Linked DNA regions of Mus musculus: region 2 is linked to region 1. Evidence: chromatin loops called from intact Hi-C (ENCODE). Cell type or tissue: left cerebral cortex. All regions are shown on one strand. Links, peaks and the distances in the headings refer to the core of each region. The heading gives the core; the rest is flanking DNA. Region 1 overlaps Arhgap4 (Rho GTPase activating protein 4). Region 2 holds the start of Bcap31 (B cell receptor associated protein 31).

Evidence for each region. A loop is a pair of places that touch in the nucleus more often than their neighbours do. Peaks named below come from ENCODE experiments on the same cell type or tissue, not always from the same donor. Only the 100,000 strongest peaks of a DNase experiment are listed, where the experiment ranks them.
Region 2: it touches region 1 in a loop (2.8-fold over the local background); 2 of 42 quality-filtered maps call a loop at or near these places.

Annotation. Positions count from the first base shown.
Region 1 is chrX:73,894,697-73,911,201 of GRCm38, forward strand. It overlaps Arhgap4 (Rho GTPase activating protein 4), which reads right to left. Exons shown (of 22, transcript NM_138630.2): 1 at 16,467-16,505; 2 at 11,973-12,180; 3 at 11,733-11,895; 4 at 11,461-11,523; 5 at 10,955-11,167; 6 at 9,884-10,012; 7 at 9,552-9,773; 8 at 5,939-6,040; 9 at 5,582-5,773; 10 at 5,403-5,487; 11 at 5,149-5,176; 12 at 4,845-4,947; 13 at 3,436-3,496; 14 at 3,273-3,350; 8 more. The coding sequence ends at 40. Among named protein-coding and RNA genes, the nearest start is that of Arhgap4, 8.3 kb to the right of the region's middle. In left cerebral cortex, for the core only: a CTCF peak has its summit at 1,222 (motif pointing left); a DNase peak (open chromatin) is centred at 1,209.
Region 2 is chrX:73,714,166-73,716,665 of GRCm38, forward strand. Bcap31 (B cell receptor associated protein 31) reads right to left here and starts at 2,039. Exons shown (of 8, transcript NM_012060.5): 1 at 1,953-2,039; 2 at 628-763. The coding sequence starts at 719. Abcd1 (ATP-binding cassette, sub-family D (ALD), member 1) reads left to right here and starts at 2,432. Exons shown (of 10, transcript NM_007435.2): 1 at 2,432-2,500. In left cerebral cortex, for the core only: a CTCF peak has its summit at 1,519; DNase peaks (open chromatin) are centred at 1,485, 2,136 and 2,301; H3K4me3 peaks cover 1,380 bases; H3K27ac peaks cover 719 bases.

The DNA of each region.
Region 1 (16,505 bases), core at 230-2,729:
AATGGTGGGCTTGGTGGTGGCTGCTGGAGGTAAGCTGCCTCAGACTGGCTTGCGAGTTGAATCTGGACCCTGGGGATGGGAGGTTGAGGGGGAAATTGGAGCCCCAGGTCCCCGGGAGAAGACTTTGTTTTTGCTGATGCTGCTGCAGGCCAGGGGCGTCAGAGTTCCTAGACTCGGGGAGGCTGTAGATGCTAACCCATGGCCCTGGCGGACAGCAGTCTTTCCCAAGAGCTCCTTAAACACAGAATTCATGTTCTGTGCCACAGCCTAGCAGAAAGGAAAAACAGAGAGTGCCCAGTGAGTTTCTGCCAATCTCCAAACTAAGGCCTTGGCTACCATACCTTAGCTAGACCAGGCTAGGCCCCCTCTCCAGGGGTCATGGGAGGGACCAGTTGAGACTCCAGACCACCTTCCCCACTCCATTCCACCTTCCTTCCTCTAGTCACTTTCAGTGTTACTTGTGGGATAGTAACTTCTTGGTCTTGTTCTGGAGGGTGGGGGCAGCTTTGAGCCCTGGGTTCCCCCTCTTTCTACTCCTACTTTTTCTCTGGCTGACACCACAGCTTCTATCCATGGCCTCTGATGCTGTAAACATACAAGGGACTCCTGGGTCAGTGTTTTCCCTTGGGTCTTCCAGCTACCAGGCTTTAGCTCCTGTGTTTTTACCAGCCTGCCCTAGGATCCTTAGGCCTAGGAGTGGGACCATTCTTCCTCAGACTTAGTAACAGTCTTCAGGGTTTTCCTGCTCAGTCTATAGGGTCTCACAGAACCCACTGAATAAAGGGGACTCCTTAAGTTGTACCACTCATCAGAGCCTTGTTTTGAGATTATTTTGTTTCCTCAGCCAGCTGCCCCTCCTCCTTCCCCACCATTTGTCCTCTCACCTCACTCTCCCTAGCTTGCTAAGCTCTAGGTGTCAGCCTTGAAGTTTGTCCTGGAGCTCCTTGCCCATATCAGTCTAAACAGTCTGGCTTCTCTCTAACTCAAGAATGTTGTGAGTCCCATACCACAACTGGGCTCATGATCTGCCCTCTCATCTTTGCCTCTGTGCTCCTACACTTGTCCCTGCCACCCTGTCTCTTTCCTCTTGTCCCCATGTTCCTCCCTAAATTGTGACTTGACTTGCATGTCTGGTAACAGGTGGTAACTGGGACCAAGGAGAGTAGGAGCAATGAGCCTCACCTTGGGGAGGGCAAAGAACATGTAGAAAAGGCGCCCCCTGCTGGCTCCATAGCCAGTCCTGGCTTTTACCTTATCCATTTCCACATGTCCTTCAGGGGAGGTAGGGACTAAACAGGGTCGTCTGTGCCTAGAGGGGCCCAAAGCCTCAGGTGGGGTGCCTAGTTCCAACCTACAAAGCAGAGATAAAAAAGATTGGCAATGGCCCTAGGAAATCCTTGACCCAAGCTGGCAGTGCCCATCTTAGATATAGTCAAGGAAAAGGATGAGCCTCCATAGTCCTCAAACTCTTCTAGAACCTCTCCAAGTTACAAAAAGGCTGACTCTGTTCTATCTACACTTAGTGACTTTTATGCAACAACTCCTCCAATCCCATGTGACTAAAGCCTGAGCCCACACCCTCAAGCTTAGCAGTGTAGGTAGCCTCTGGCCCACTATGCCTGCTGCTTCTAACAGCACACAAGTCAAGAAGAACCCTCTGAGGAGTTTTCCCAAAGGCCTGCCTTCACCTGGCTTACCGGTTGGCAAACTCCAACGTCAGGAAGCCCTCTGGATGGCTCACAGATTCCCCCATGGCCTGTAGTCCTGAACCAGCCATCTGCTTCTCATCCCTGGGCAAGGAAAAGACTGGCTTACTTTGGACTCTTTCCTGGCTGGAGTTTGGAGGCCAGTGGCCCCTGCCTCAATCAAAGGAGTTGAGAATGATTGTTCTTGAGCCCAACCAAGACCCATAAACTCTGGCTTGGGGTTGGGGAGGGCAGCAACTTGGGTTATAACAAGTCCTGTTTGAGATGTCTGAATGACAGCAGCTACTTCCAGAAGGAAGAAAGCCTGAAGATCTATACCCAGTAGGAGCTAAAAAGCAACCATGAATACCACCACTCAGGAGATCCAAGGCAGATACAATGGGACCCTCCCTAGGGCTATAGCTCACTCACCCCTCACAAAGTGTGATGTACTTATGGGGAATGAGCCCCTGCACACCAGCATGCTCCCCTCGCCACCAGTCACTTGATGCCCGAGCATACAATCGCAGCACATCCCCTCGCTGGAATGTCAGCTCCTGGGCCGTACGACCAGTGTAGGCAAAGCAGGCCACAGCCTCCAAAACTCCCTCCTGGTCTATGGGAAAGAGAGGGTCTGGCTGAGGGTAGAGTAGGTACACAGGAAAAAGATGGGGTAGCGTCTCCCTGCTCCTTTCTCACCATCCTCCTGAGCTGTGGTCCCAGTTTTCAACTCCAGCTCTGGCTCCCCAATGAGGCTCTCCAACTGGCCATCCCTGATGTTTCAAGCAAAGTAAGACAAACTTGCCTCCACTAGACTCCCTCTGCCCCAAGAAGCCCCCAAGCATACCCCAGGCAGCTGGCAGAAGGTGGTGCCATGCATTTCTCATAGATGGGGCCTGGCAGCATGGCTGGAGGTGGGAAAATCCGTGCTGGTTGCAGGATAAGGGTCTGGACCAGCTGGTTCACTCGGCCTTGCAAGGCTACTGGGTCTTGCCCAGCAGGCACAGGCAACAGTGTAGGCCCAAAACATACAGCCAGGTTGTAGGAGTCCATCATGTTCTCATCACTGTACTGGGCCAGGCTGGGGAAACACGAAGATCACAGGCAGGGAACTCCAGCACTAGTGACCCCTCCAATCCCAACAGCCAACTGGCTCCCCAGAAGTACTCACTGGTTGAGGAAGGTGAAGAGATAGCGTAGGACCACTAGCACAGGTCTGGGTAGTTTGAATAGCAGATGGCTCACAGGCTCTACTCGCTCACCCACAACTTCCAGTTCTGTGGCCAAGGCAGCCCAAGAGAGCAGACTGAGTAAAGCTGTATTCAATTGCACTAAGGGGTGGCTCTCCTACCTAGCTGGCCTCAGAGCTCACCTGCTGAAGCCAGCAGCTCATTAAACATGTCCAAGGGGAAGAGTGGGGGCTCCAGGCTCCGAAAGTACAGCTTTAGTACCCCAGCCACTGAGTCTAGGTCATGGACAGTACAGCCTTTCTCCAGAGGGTCCTCCCCTGTGGAGGGTAACATGCTAAAATGAGGAGACTACTTATGCCTACTGAAGCCATTGCCACATTTGTCCATCAGTCCTCACCTCTTTCAAAGGCATCTCGGATCTCTGAGATCCTGGCCTGGGCACCTGATACCCGGAAAATGCCTTCATGTTGCAGGCCTGTGGAGGACAAGGAGCTGACAGGCAGAATCCCTTTCTCCACAAATACCCAGTGCCAGCATGGCAGAAGATAAGCTACACTTACCATTGAGATTAATGAAGCGAATACAGCTCTCCACCACAAGGGGCACAGGTTGGCCTGAGCTCTGGGGACAGAGAACACATTTATTTCACTAGGATATAGCAAGACCCCTTATTATTCTATCACTTTTCTCCTAATAGTGTTACAGTGGAGTTTATTGGAATTTCTGTGAAGAAACTGATTTGCTGGTGACATTGACATGGCATTTTATCTTTTTTTTTATGCAAATTGTTACAAGTGTAATAAGGTAGTCAAAATCCAGATGTTGCCGGGCATGGTGGCACACGCCTTTAATCCCAGCACTTGGGAGGCAGAGGCAGGCAGATTTCTGAGTTCAAGGCCAGCCTGGTCTACAAAGTGAGTTCCAGGACAGCCAGGGCTATACAGAGAAACCCTGTCTCAAAAAACAAAAAAAACAAAAACCAAAAACCAAAAAAATCCAGATGTTGCCCTTCAAAGAGCACTGCAAAACTTATATTTGTTCATTTAAATTTCTGATTCTTATGAATGCTCTAGGTACATGACATATTTGCAAATGACACTGAGGTTTTTTCCCTTCCTCCCCTTTGAGACAGCCCCTCATTAACCTTAGGTTGGCCTAAAACTTGCTGTGTAGCTGAGGCTAGCCTTGATCTCCTGATCATCCACCCCCAAAGTGCTAGGATTACAGGCTGCACCACCATAACCTAGTTCTTTCAGATCTCAGCTGCATTCCTTTTTTATTTTCTGTTTAGAATTGACAAAATTTGGGCCGGAAGTATGGCCTATAAGCATCTTGTGCTGATCCTAATCATAGGGGAGAACTCTCAACATCTCATCGCTAAAAGTGTTACAGCCCCAGGTTTTCTGAGTTCCTTAAGTGTTTCCTTTAAAACTGGATATGGTGGCATACCCTTTAATCCCAACACTTGGGAAGCAGAGGCAGGCTGATCTCTGTGAGTTTGAGGGCAGACTGGTCTACAGAGTGAGACTCTGTCTCAAAAAACAAGAAGCAAAGACCAACAATAAGAAACAAACAAACAGCCGGGCGGTGGTGGCGCACGCCTTTAATCCCAGGACTCAGGAGGCAGAGGCAGGTGGATTTCCGAGTTCGAGGCCAGCCTGGTCTACAAAGTGAGTTCCAGGACAGCCAGGACTACACAGAGAAACCCTGTCTCTTAAAAAAAAAAAGAAACAAACAAACAAACAAACAAACAGAGTTTCCTTTAATTGGTAGAGGCCACAAGGAAGCACAGAGACCTCAGCAAGGCTGGCAATAGCTTGCGCAGGAAGGAACACCTGAGATCCACCCAGCAAGATTGGGACTAGAGAACACTGAGATTAGGCAGTTGCTTGGGCCACCAAAGCTGGAGAAAGACAAGAAGGGACAGGAATGGTCTCTAATGAGCTGGAGTGTAGAACAAAACAAGTACCTGGATAAACTTCTCCAGATCACCTCCAAAAAGTCTCTGATTATACTGGAATCTAGGATGGGGGGGATGGCTCTTGTGGAATTTTCTCTCTGTGCACTGGGTCCTAAGATGAATGGAAACTGCCTTTTAGGGGAACAAGCCATGGAGAAGTCTCTCCATCCCTATCCCATGCCACAGGCCCTGAACCTCCTAGACAAATTGGGGTGTTAGGGCCACAGGGTGCTGGCAGTAGAACTAGAGTTGTGCAGCAAGAACAGGGAGTTGGGGAACCTGTGAATAGGCCAGCACCCCATGAAGGACTCACCGAGATGTCTCTTGCTTTTCCTTGTTACCTGGAGAGGAGAAAATATTTTTTTGTCTCTCAGGCTGTAAAGCTTCAATAAACCCCAGAGAGAAGAGGCTTAGACTGGAAGTTCAGGATAATCCAATGACCTACACTGGGTTAGTTCCTGCATGCCAAACAACCTCTCTGGTCAGAGAGGAGCATGGGCTAGATCAGAGGGATGAGGAAAGGGAAGCTTTGGGCCCCAGAGAGGGTATGCCTGGAATGGGACCCACCTTGTTGTATGGCTTCCTGAAGTTTTTCATGCTTGGCCTGCAGCTTGGAAAGGATGCTCCGGCCACTCAGATATTCCTGCAGCTTCTGGGAAACCCAAAGAGCCCCTAATTTCAACCTCAACTCAGCCCCCTTTCTCTGTGCTGCCCTTTGTGGCCCTGTCCCACCTGTCCAGCCCCACCGTAATATAGAAGGTTTCTGTCTCCTGCTGCTGGTTCCGTCTACGGCCTGTCTGTCGGGTGCCTGGGTCCGAGCTTGTAGACTTGAGGGACTCAGTGGAGGGGCTGGCCTGCAAAGAGTCCAGTATGTCCCCATCCTCTGATGCCACCGCCTCTAGCAGAGCCTTAAGTGTTGCCTTCAGTGTCTTATTCACCTGAGGGGACAGTGCCAGGGCAGTAAGTCAGGAGAGTATGGGAGGAACAAAGTCTAAATCTTCAGAAAGAGGAAAGCTATTGCCAGCTAGGAAGGAACTTTCAGGGCAGCTGAAGCTGAGAGAAGACTCTAGGGCCTGTCCCCATCCCGGGCTGAGCCATCGTGCCTCTTCTGTCTCGATGGTCTTTTGGTCCAGGCGACTCTGAATGTTTTGAGCTCTGGGCAAAATCTCATCCCACAGTTCCATCTCAATCAGGACCTCGGCCACCTGTAGCGGACAGTACCAGGGATGAGGAATAGGTCAGAGCAGAGCTCAGGACGCATTTCCGTTGCTTGCCTCTAACTCCTGAGTGCTGGGATGACAGGCATTCACCACCATGCCAGGTTTATGGACTGCTAGGGATAGAACTAAAGGATTAGAGCATGCACCCTCCCAACTGAATTACAGTTTCAGCTAAGAATAACATTTGTATCAATCAGTAAGCCTCAAATACCAATACAAAGGAACACATAAAATATGTGTCATGTTAAAAAAGAAGCCAGTCAGTGGTGTCTGGCTTATGCCTTTAATCCCAGTGCAGGCAGAGGCAGGAGGATTTCTAAGTGTGAAGCCATCCTTGTCTACAGAGCTAGTTCCTAGGACAGCCAAATCTACACAGAGAAGCCCCTTTCCCCTCCATGCCCCACACACACCAAAAAGAAAAAAAAAAGAAAGGAAGAAAAAAATGAGGTAGTCCCTACAAGACAAATGCTGTATAAGGCCACTACTGGGAAAGTCCTTTATGTGTCAGTGCTATAGCCAAGTTCACAGAGGTAGCAGGATAGTGGGTTCCTCCAAAAGCTGGAAGGACAGGAATGCAATCCTAAGTATTTATTTGGGACAAATGGGAGGGAAAGTGGATGGGGGCAGGGGAGAGGGGAACCTGATCTGGTATTGGGTTAGGGAAAAAGACTGAAGCCTTGAGGGCCAACAGAAAGAATGTAACCAGGCAACCTCAGGAAATAAAAGGTTGGGGGACCCTTCAGAATGCATCAGAAACCTGGGAGGTGAGAGACTCCCAGGACTCAAATGGAGAGACCTTAGATGAAATGCCTGACAGTAGGGAGAGAGAACTTATAGAGTCCACCTCCAGCAGGAAGACAGGACATCAAGTGAGGGATGGGGTTGCCATCCCACAGTCACATCTCTGGTCTATAATTGTTCCTGTCTGAAAGAATTACAGGGATGGAAATAGAGAGGAGCCTGAAGAAAAGAAGGTCCAGCAACAGGCCCAAAGTAGGATCCAGCTCAAGAGGAGGTACCAAGGCCTGACACTATTACTGAGGCTATGGAGCACTCACAAAAAGGAACATAGCATGACTGCCCTCTGAAAGACTCAACAAGCAGCTGAAAGAGTCAGATGCAGATATTTGCACCCAACCAATGGACAGAAGCAGCTGACCCCTGTTGTTGAATTAGGGAAAGCTGAAAGAAGCTGAGGAGAAAAGCGATCCTCTAGGAGGATCAGCAGTCTCAAGTAATCTGGACCCCTGAGATCTCTCAAACACTGGACCACCAGACAGCATGCACCAGCTGAGGGCCCCCAACACACATACAGCAGAGGACTTCCAGGTCTGTGTTCATTCAGAGATGATGCACCTAACCCTCAAGAGACTGGAGGCCCCAGGGAGTTTCGAGGTCAGGTGGGTGGGGGTGGGGGCATCCACGTGGAGACAGGGGGGTGGGGAGGAGGTGCTGGATGTGGAGCAGACAGAGGGTGGATGGGGAGGAGGGGAATGGAATATGGAGTGTAAAAATTAAATTAAAAATAAAATAAAATTTAAAAAGAAAAAGAAAATAGATAGGGTGACAGCCCCATAGGAGTGTAAATGTACTTTAACAGCACTGAACCTTGCACTTGAAAATATCAGAAATAATAAATTTTATTTTATTTTATTTTTGTTTTTTTTTAAAGAGATATTGTCTCTATGTCGGCAACCTTTACAGGCAATATTAGTAATTGTGCAGGAATTCTTTTTTTTTTTTTGATTTATTTATTTATTATATGTAAGTACACTGTAGCTGTCCTCAGATAATCCAGAAGAGGGCATCAGATTTCGTTACGGATGGTTATGAGCCACCATGTGGTTGCTGGGATTTGAACTCCGGACCTTCGGAAGAGCAGTCGGCGCTCTTAACCACTGAGCCACCTCACCAGCCCCTATTTTTGGTTTTTTGAGACAGGGTTTCTCTGTGTAGACCTGGCTGTTCTGGAACTCACTCTGTAGACCAGGCTGGCCTCAAACTCAGAAATCCACTTGCCTCTGCCTCCCAAGTGCTGGGATTAAAGGCGTGTGCCACCACTGCCTGGCATAAATTTTATTTTTATCAATTAAAAAAATGTGATCTATTGGGCTAGAAAGCTGGTTTAGCAGTTAAGAGCACTTGCTGTTCACCCAAAGGACCTGAGTTCAGTTTCCAGCACCCATGTTAGGTGGCTCACAACTACCTGTAACTCTAGTTCCAGGTGATCTACTGCCCTCATCTGATCTTCACAGGTACACACACACGTTAGGCATTATATATATTTACACACACATAATTTAAATTTTTTAAAATAATGATCTATTTCAAAGCAGACATAGTGGAGGCTGAAGAGACGCCCAGAGGTTAGAAGTGATTACTCCTTTTGCAGAAGAACACAGAAGAGTTTGGTTCCCAGCAAACAGGCAGCTCATAACCACCTGTAATCCAGGTCCAAGATATCCAATGGCTTCTTCTGACTTCTGTAGGCACTTATATACAGATGCATACACACACACACACACACACACACACACACACACAGAGAGAGAGAGAGAGAGAGAGAGAGAGAGAGACAGACAGACAGACTTATTTCTGTCTGACTCTACCTCCCAGTGCTGGGACTAAAGGTGTACACCATCACTGCCCATTAGTGAATTTATTTTTAATTCAGCAAAGAGTTGGAAGAGATTTCAAAAAGAAATCTTTAATAGAGTTGGGAAACAGAAAAGGGAAAGCAGAAAGAAATTAGAGAATCAATCAACCTGTGAAATCTAATTACAAGGCAGGTTGGGGGGGGGTTAAGAGTAGAAGGAAGAGGAGGATATCAAAGGAACCCAAGAGCCTCAAAAGCAGACAGGTACACTCATTGCTTAGCACCAAGAAGGAAAATAGATCTCCAAGGCAAAGCATCATGGAATTTTACATCAGAGGAGAAAGACTATCCTAAAAGCTCCTGGGATGAGTACAGACATCTAATTAGAAATGATGCTACATGCTGTATTTCTTCCCAAGTGTTTGTTATGAATTTTTTTTGCTGTTGTCAGTTTCTCTGTTTGTAGACGGGTTTTTACACAGAAGTCTAAGCTGGGGATTTCACTATATAGCCCAGGCTAGCCTTACACTTAGGATAATCCTCCAGCCTTAGTTTTCCCAGTACTAGGATAACAGGCATGGACAAGTACATGGCTAAGAACAGTTTTCAATGTATAGTATATGGATAGTCATAGTGAACATTTGGATTGTTGTGATGGTTGCACTGTGTTTGAGGGCAGTCCCATGAGTGAGCTGCCACAGAAAAGTGTTCTAATGGGCCAGAGGCTATGGAATGGAGGACTGAGAAAAAAAGAACTTTTAGCATCCTGGAATTTGTTTTGTTTTAGGGAAATGTAAATGTGACTGACCCACAGTAACATGAAGTCCAGAGACCATGAAACCCTTTGAAATGCTTGGTCCTTAAGGGTAGCAGTAGTGGGTGTAATAAACTAACCCTCACCTCATCATCTTCATGGGGCTGGTATTCAAAACGTAGAGGGGGACAGAAGGCCATGGCATGAACCTCAAGCACCTTGGCCTTGTCCCCTGGAGGATCCAAAGCCTCCAGAGCCTCTTCCAGGCTGCCTAAGCCCTGCATCTGGGAGGTTTGGGTACGGCTCTCAGCAGCTGTGTAGCTCCGGAGGGCCTGCTCCAGGGCCAAATGGAAACCTGTGTCACAGCACTGGGAAGAAGCAAGCAGACACTGTTGTGGCCCTGGAACCAGAGTCAAGGACTCCAAGCTTTTAAGCTCCAGTTACCATAGCCCCACCTGCTTGCCCACACAAAACTCACATCCATGAGATCCAAGATATCGTGTAAGTAGTAGTTGCTGATGGCGGCATTGACACTGGCCAGGCTGAGCAGGTACTCATTTCGGGCCTTGGTGCACTTAAGTTTATGCTCCAAGTACTTGGCCTGACGCTGCTCAAGACACCAAGGCACACCAGGGTCACTCACTTAGAGACCACTCTTATCTCCACATTTTCTCATTCCCTCTACAGACAAGCATGCCCAATGTGCCGCAGGTATTAAGTTCATGCTTAATATATGAACTTCTTTACTCTGCCATTGGTGCACTCAGTGCTCAGCCTTACTGTGTAGTCTCCCACTCAATCCCCATAACCTATCTCAACTCCTTAGCTCTTCACTGGCTACTTTTGATCTCTTGGCAAGAGCTGATCCCCCTCCCTGCCACCCACTGCCCTTGCCTTGGTTTGAGTCCCCAACATGCCTCACTGTCATTCTCCAAAGTGGAATCAGGTCACATGGAAACAGATGATTAAGTAAAAGGCATCCATATGTAGACTCCATGATGGAGATAAGAGCTAGGAGGATGTATGACAAAGCCACTTAGGCTCCACATAGGGATGACACAGAACAAAAGTCATTGTCCTCAACCCTACTTAGCATGGGCGCCTCCCCACTCTTTCCAAGGGGTCCCCTTGAATGCTTCTTCTTGAGGAATGGCACCCAGTCACTCATCCTGAGTTCTTGTGCCCTTAAAACCTTAGAAGCTAGTAGGAAAAAGTTCTCTAGACTTAGAGTACTATAGCTCTCTGCTTCAGCAAGGCTGTGGGACAAGCTTGGAGCATGGTGTGATAGAATCATCTGTCATGGCCCTGTGGTTGTCTTTCCCCATCTTTTAGGTCTGTTGAAGCATCTGTAACCTAATGCTGCCATTGTCTTTCTATATCCCAGAGCCTTCAGGTCTGACCAGGAAGAACCTTGCTGGAGGCCTATGACTCTTCTCCTACTCTTTTTTGCTCCAGGGACAGCCAAGCTGTCCTTTGTAAGGACAAAGGCCAGGGGCCAGAGCTATCAGAGATGGACAGAGACAGGAGGCCCATTGCCTTCCAGGCCCACCTTCTCCACTAGCCGCCCTCCTTTCTTGAGAGAGCTCTTTCGGTGGGGCCCTGTCTCAACGGTGGTGGTAGTAGTGGTGGTGGTGGCAGAAGTAGTAGTGGTGGTGGATAAGGCACTCCTGCCTGACCGCTTCTCCTCTTGCCGCTCCGCTTCCCGAAGTTTAGTCTCAGCATTCATGCTCTCTGAGTGGTACACATGGTACATCTTCTTGGTCTGCAGGGAGGCCCAGGCAAAGTAGCCCTGCTGAAGGTCATGACTAAGAAGAGTCCCTCAGCCCCACTTAGCGCCCCCAAGATTCAGATCTGAAATTTGGGCCATTTCACCTAAGTGTGTTGTTATTTAACTACTCTGTTCTCAGAGCATAGAGGGGCCCATGCCTGTTGCCCCCCAGACTAAAGACTCAGGTCTCCCATGAGCATCCATTTTTTGAGCCTGATTGGGAGATGCAATGGCTTGCAGCAGCTGTTCCTGCTTCCTGTTGTTAGTAGACAGCAGGTCCTGCTTACTGTCTGGAGTTCTGAGACCACTTCCAGGAGCTCAGCCTGCAACTGCTGCACCAGGTCCTTGCTCTAGAGATGAAGGGGAATGTGTGACCATAGCATCCCTCTACTTAATGCCTCCCAGCATCCTGTGACAACTCATCCCACCTCAGATTGGGATGAGACGACCTTGGACTACAATTTCCACCTGGCCTCCCATGCCTCTCAACCACAGATAGATCCCCATGTGCTTTTTTTTTTTTTTCCGGTTAGATTCTGAGCCCTTCCACAGACCCTACCTTTTTGACAATACGTCCCACATCTTCGCTGATGTGACTTAGGCGCTGTGCCAGGGGCCCAGCCAGCACCTCACTGAGGGCAGCACTTTCCCGACTCTGCTGCCGAGTGTGTTCCAGCAGCACAGCCCAGCAGTGCAAGGGTGACAGGAGAGTCGGCTCCTTCCTGTAGCAGAGGAGAACTCAGACCAAGGAGCCTAGGTCTCAGGACCTGCAAGGCACTACTGCTAGTGTGGTACCTACCGGAAGCTTTGCTGCTCCTGGCTGCTGCCCCCAAGGCGACCACTGCGGCTGGTAAAGCGTTCAGCCAACTTGTCCAGGCCCCGAGAATACTCCAGTTCTACCTCCGCCCGGCGCCGCATGAACTCAGCTAGCTCCTGCAGCAAATCCCGCCGAAGCTCTCCCTGAAGCTCCAGGCAATGAAGCTGCTCACTCAACTGCCAGCGCATCTCTGCAAGGGGACCTTGGTTTAGGGCGGGCAGACATGCAAGCCGTGAACCAACCAGACCAGAAAGACATAGGAGATGCAGAGACAGACAACCTGTCTACACCAAAGGCTCCCTGGCACCTGACTGAGCTAAAAGCTAGAGCAAAGAACAGAAGTGTGCCCCGAAGGAAAGTACTCAGGTTCAGAAGCCCCTGTGCACTTGGGAAGGGCCCTAAGGCAGAGAACTCTGGACTGTGGTTTCTGTACAAACACAAGCAGCTGCTCAGGGGCAGGACTGCTGTGGTACTCCACCAAGCTGGAGAGACTTCAGGCCAGGTCAAACCTGTTCCATAGTAAGAGCCATGGCCAAGTGTTGATAAGTGAAGGGACAGAAGGGGCTGGACTAAGTTTTCTGCCTGTTGTTTCTACTGACAGTTACCCACCCCAAGACTTTTCCCTCTATCTTACAGGGGAGTCATAGCTGGTGGCCCCATACTACCACAGGGCTTTTGACATCTTATCTCTAGCCTGATTTGGTAATACTTCTTACCTCACCCATATCTAAAGCAAAAGCTGCCTAACCTGCAAGCTCTAGCACTAGTGTGTCCCCATCTCCCAGACCAAGGGCTCATATGAGCACCACAACCCACACCCCATTACATAGAATACATAAGGCACACTGTCTCGGCTTCTGGTAAACAGGATATGAACAACAAACAGGTCTTCAACTATATCCTCAAAACAGGACATTACTTGATCCCTTCATTTAGTGCAATGTGATTTTGTATCTATTTCATTCCAGGCATATTCTAGACACAGTCCCTGTTCCTCTGGAGCAGGGACCATAGTGGGAGACAGACAGCATGGGAAAAGAGCCATGGTAGAATGGCCAGGAGCAATGGGTACTTATAAGATGGACACATGGGCCAAGTGTAGTGGTGTACTATAATCTCAATACTCAAGAAGTAGGAGCAAGAGTATCAGAATTCAAGATCATCTTTGGCTTCACTGTGAGCTTGAGGTTATCCTAGGCTACACAAGACACTGCCTTTTAAAAAAGTATACAAGGGGCTATAAAGATGGCTCAGCAGTTAAGAGCACCTCTTCCAAGCCGGGCGGTAGTGGCGCACACCTTTAGTCCCAGCACTCGGGAGGCAGAGGCAGGCGGATTTCTGAGTTCGAGGCCAGCCTGGTCTACAAAGTGAGTTCCAGGACAGCCAGGGCTATACAGAGAAACCCTGTCTCAAAACAACAACAACAACAACCCCCCCCAAAAAAAACAAAAACAAAAACAAAAGCACCTCTTCCAGTGGTCCTGAGTTCAATTCCCAGCAACCATATGGTGGCTCACAACTATCTATAATAATTTCCAATGCCCTCTTCTGGCATGCAGACAGAACACTCATCCATAAAAATAAATAAATAGCAGGACTGCACAGAGAAACCCTGTCTCGAAAAACAAAACAAAAGAGAGAGAGAGAGAGAGAGAGAAAATATTTTTAAAAGTATATATACGAAAAGCAAGTGGGAGGAATCTGGGAGGGAGCAGATGACCTAAAGCTTGTGGTCTAGAATGCTCATCTGGATGCCCAAGGAGATATAAGCCAAACAGTGGTCTCATTTCATTTTCAGGGTCCCTCTAGCTACTGTATAGAGCCCAAGGAGCAGCTACTACATTTCACTTGTCTAAGGAAAAGATGGTGGACATTGGGACTCAGAGAGCAAGTCTGAAAGGTAAGACCCAGGAGTATCTATTCAAAGAAACCCCCTGTAAAGAAATCAGAATGGGTGGACTTCTATCCTGACAGTGACTTTCCTGGAGCTATGAGATGAAAAGCCTTGTTAGGTATTTCCTATCCAGACCTCCCATCTTCCTATCTGATTTCCTTTCTCAGTATGTCTTCTGCCTGCTCTCAGACTCCACTCTATGGTAATACCGACTTCTCCAGCTGCATGCACGGCCCACTCATCAGCCTTTTATACCACCCACTGGACTCCCTTGGGGGTGGATTTTGGGGATCACCTTTAACCAGGTCATTGAAATTGCTAATTTTCCATTAAGGGTACAAGTTAGGCAGATGGGAACTGGTGTGTATGTATGGAAACTCCTAACACCGAAGCCAATGCAAAGCAGAGCCCACAATACCAAGTGTTACTGCCACCAGTCTCCTGTCTCTGAAGTGGGCTGTGCCAGCCACTCGCTAGGATGAGTGCTGACTTCTATCGGGGAAATCTCCACTAAATGAGAATAACAGGGTTTAAAGAATGGCAATTAAAGTTCAAGTAGGGTCCCAAGAGGACCCAACAGGCCCTTCCTTACAGTGCCTGTCCTGTGTTCCAGAAGGGATGTGCTTGCTACTCATGGAGGGACCTATTAGAGCTGCACAATGCTGAGTGCACCAGCAGATCACACTATTGTGTGGATTCTCCAGTAACAGCAATAGCAGTTCTGCTTCCGAACATGCACACCAGCTGCTGTCAAAGAGCTATAGATTACAAGCCAACTGCATCTGAGGTCCACAGAAGGCAGGAAACTGCTGTTCCAAGACTCCAGGTTGTAGCAGAGCTTTCAGATCTCAGCTCAAAAAACCCTGATCCCCAACCAAGCTCTGGCCCTTGTCTAGCCCCAGTGTGCTCTTGGGACCTTGGTTGTCCTTTGTAGTGGCTATTATCATACATGAAATCAGCTGTGCACTTGGTTGTTTACTGCTTTTCTCTCCTCAGACCTGTGAACCTCAGAAGGGCAAGGACTGCTTCTCTCATATACAATAAGGGAGTCACAGAGGCTGCAGCAAAATAGATGTAGTAAAAAAAAAAAATCTGGGTGTGATGGCATATGCTTGTCATTCCTAGCCCTGGAAGTTTGAGGCAGGGGATGTTGCAAGTTCCAGGCCAGCCTGAATAAAATAATGAGTTCAATACTATCCTGCTGTACATACCAAGCTCCAATCCTACTCACACAAACAAACAAACAAACAGTTGACAAAAAAGAGTGAGAAATCCTGCATATTTGCATTGCAAAGCTGGGACCCAGGCCCCCTAGCACTTCCTGTGAGCCAGGCATTCACTCTCACTTCTGCTGACCAGCAAAGCAGAATGCATTGTCCTCCAAACCACGACTATGCGACCTTTTAGAAATTAGAGTGCCAAAACAGTGCCCCTGTTCCAGCATGATTGGAAGACTTTCTTTTGAGGGAGGCTGGTGAGAAATAATAGCCACAAAGGCTGAACACCCTGAGTGAGCAAGGGCCATTTAAAAGATATTCTAGGGCCAAACTCCAATTTCTCTTGATGGGAACTAACCGGCCTGTGTTTGCTGACTGAAGACATTTCAAGGTCCTTAGGCTTCAGGACATTTTGAGGAAGTAGGATGGAATCATTGTCTCCATCTGCTGGCTCACCCTCTGCAATCACCTCAAGCTGCCTCTGGACACCAAGATGAGGAGGTCTGGGTCAAACTTTCAAAGGCAGTTATGCTCTCCACTATAACAGCAACACATCATGAAGATACACTTTGTTATAAGTTGCTTGCACCAAATAAGTACATTGGAATTTCATCTACAGGTTGGAAAACTCCAAGGATCATATTATTTCTTCTCTTATGAGCCATTGTGCTCTGTGACAGGTAAGTCACTGTGTTTGTATCCAAAGTCTTTGGAAATAGGAAGAGAGCCAAGATATCTGGAAGCAACAAGCAAGTGGGGGTGGGGGTGGGGGTGAGGGAGGTTAGACACTGCCTCCTTTCCTGTGAAAGAGTTACCTACCACACCCTGAAGAAATGAAGCTGTCAGCAAAGAACTCACAAAGCTCATTTGCATGTGATTTGCATAGAAGTGTTTGCCCAAATCCAGAGGTCTAATAGCCTAAGGCTGTAAAGCCATCCCAGTTGAATTTCTCTAACCCATATTCAGTCTCCTAGCTTGACCCAAGACCAACCACCCTAAACCTGCAAGCTAATACAGTGCCAAAGGGAGGTGAAGGTGCTAAGAATTCATAGATTCTAGTGGTGTTAAGAGTGAGGTGTCAGGCTACCAACAAAGTCAAAGTGGCCCATTATACTCCAACTAGAAAGCCACCCTCTCAGTCTGTCCTTCCCTCGGGCTACCACAGTCATTGCTGCCTGAGTGAGCAACAGGCGACCCAAGTTGGCTAAGGAGGCGAGAGGGAGGGCTTGGGCAGGCAGTTGAGGCCAAAGAGGCTTCAAGAAGCAGGGCTTGGACTCCCTTCTCCACCCTGCTCCAGGCACCCCTGAGATCAGCAGCGGACACTTGGGGTCTCCCCTGTAAACCAGGACTAAAGCACCCTCTCACCTTTGACCTGTGCGTCATACTCAGGTTGTAGCCCCCGCT
Region 2 (2,500 bases), core at 1-2,500, 180 kb before region 1:
TGTTTTTTGTTTTTCGAGACAGGGTTTCTCTGTGTAGCTCTGGCTGTCCTGGAACTCACTCTGTAGACCAGGCTGGCCTCAAACTCAGAAATCCACTACCTCTGCGTCCCAAGTGCTGGGACTAAAGGCGTACGCCACCACGCCCAGCCTGTTTTTTATTAAAAGGGACTATAGCTTCCATCCTTCATAGGCTGAGTAATGCTCATGAGCCTACTAAGCAATGCCAGTAGGAGTTAGCTAGGAGGTCAAAAGTCAGCAAATCGGCAACAATGTAAGCCAATGGTGCAAGTATTCAAGTTTCCACACAATTATCCCCTACAGCCCTGAGGCCCAAGGGTTGGCAAGAGAATATTACTCAAAAAAGTTGAAGTCAAATCTTCTTTTGCAAAAACCAGAAGACAGTGTGCACAGGAAAGCAAATGACGAGGTGACAAAGCCAGACAATGTTCAAGATTGGTGATAAGAAAAAAAAAATCATACTCCTGACACCCTTACTCAAGACAGGTTTTACTTGTTTCCATATAGCCTCAATTTCAGGGTCCACCAATTTTGCACACAGAAACTACAAGGTTCAGGGTTTGATAGCACCCTCATCATATGCTTGCTTTGTTGTTCCACTAGCCATACCTTTTTGGAGAAATGAAGGGAATGCAGAGAAGCAACACAGCAAAGACCTCTGCGTAGAGGAAGGTGGCAACTGTAGTCCACTGCAAACTCATCCTGTGACTTAAAGGGTTCCAACAGAGGGATGGGAGCTTGTTTCCTGGCAGGATACAGAAGAAACAGGAGGAACCATGAGAGCTGGAAAGTCACTGACAGGGACTGCTCAGGGACCCTGGAGAGGCTGGGGCTGCTATTCTTCACAACAGACCACAGGATTCTGCTTCAGAGCTTTTGAAACCCTGGTTGAAACAGGGTTTAACCCAACAGCAGACACTTGACCAATGATTCTAGCCAGCCAACAAACTTCCCTTGCCTGGGACAGTTACTTGTGCCCCTCCAGCAAGTATGTTACTATGACTAGGTACTTTTGTTCATGATTCCTTTCCCCGGGGCCGTCCAAGAGACTCTTAAGCCTGTTTAACTAAGAAAATGTTTCTCATAAGAATAGGAGAACCTTCTCAGCACCCATCAGGCTCCCTTGTAAGGCTAGACCTGTTTAAGAAAATGTTTCTCAAAAGAACAGTACGTAAACAGAAGGACCTCAGCACCCATTAGGCTTCCTTCCAAGAGTAGAAGCCTCTGCTGCCAGGAGCTATACATGTCTTCCAGTCGCTTCTACAGTGGGACTGGGACTGCAGTGTTCATACATGTATTTTCTGCAAACGCCACCACCTAAGCCTCTGCACAAGAAAGCAGGCCCATTTCCTCCAGAGCTTATGAGGGGCTGATAACCCTAGTAGCCTCCAGCCTCCTTCTAAAGCTGCTTTTGAAAACTAGATAGGCCTTCCGAATGCTCGCACGAATGCACAGGGTGTAGGCCTCCATTTACTCTCAAAAGGCCCACAAGAGCGACTCCTAGAGGGCGGGAATCCAGGCCAAAAGCAAATACAGGTCTCCACAGAGCACGTCCAGGCCTTACCCAGAGAAAGTTCCAGAACCAGAAAGTCTCTCCCGAAGCCAAAAAAGGGACCTCCCTGCATCCCTAGCAAGCCACAACGCCCAAGTCCACAGCGCCAGGTGGCTTTCGAGGAGCTGGGCCTACCTGGGCAGCTCTTCTGGGGGGGGGTGGGGAGGACTGGCCCCTGTCCTCGCGTCCCCTAGAGTCCCGCTCCACCTACCTCCACAACATCCCTATGCCTGATCCTGCCCTAAACTCCGAAGTCGGCCCGGATCCCTACACTTCCCAGAACCCACAGTATTTCTGGGATGCTCGCCTTCCTCCCTCATGAAGGGACTGGGGGGGAACCTCGTTGGTCCGAAAGTCAGCCATGCATGCGGACCCAGCTTACCGAGCTTCAGCCTACTCGCACGCCCCACCGCAACTACCAAACTCTCACCAATGCTCAGGCCCGCCCCCTAGCCCGCGGGCGGAAACCGGAAACGCGCGTCAGGCCCCGCCTACAAGTCCTCTAGAGGCCCCTAACGGCTCCGCCCATTGTCGTTTCCCGCCCCGCCCTTAGGCGCGGCCTGTTGCCAAGGTCTAGAAAGGAAGTAGAGGCTGACGGTTGAAGGCCCCCTGCCGCGCCTCTGACACTTCGGACACGCAGGGGTGGAGCTTGGAGGCGCCTTGGCGGGAGGGCTGGGGCCGCTTCTGTAGTGTACGCGGACTTGCTTCGTTTCTGTTGTCGGAGAGGGGGAGGGGTCCAACGGTAGGGCGAGAACGGGGTGGGGCACCCCTAACTCGGACTCCGCCTCTTGCCTCAACTCCGCCTCCTCTTCCCCATCACCACCCCTGGGGAGGGGTAGGTGGGTGGGGATTCTGGGCCTTGGCGTAGACGCTGTCGTTACTGCCGGGCTGCTCAGCGGACAAACACGCCTGGTGCCCCGGGGAGGGGCG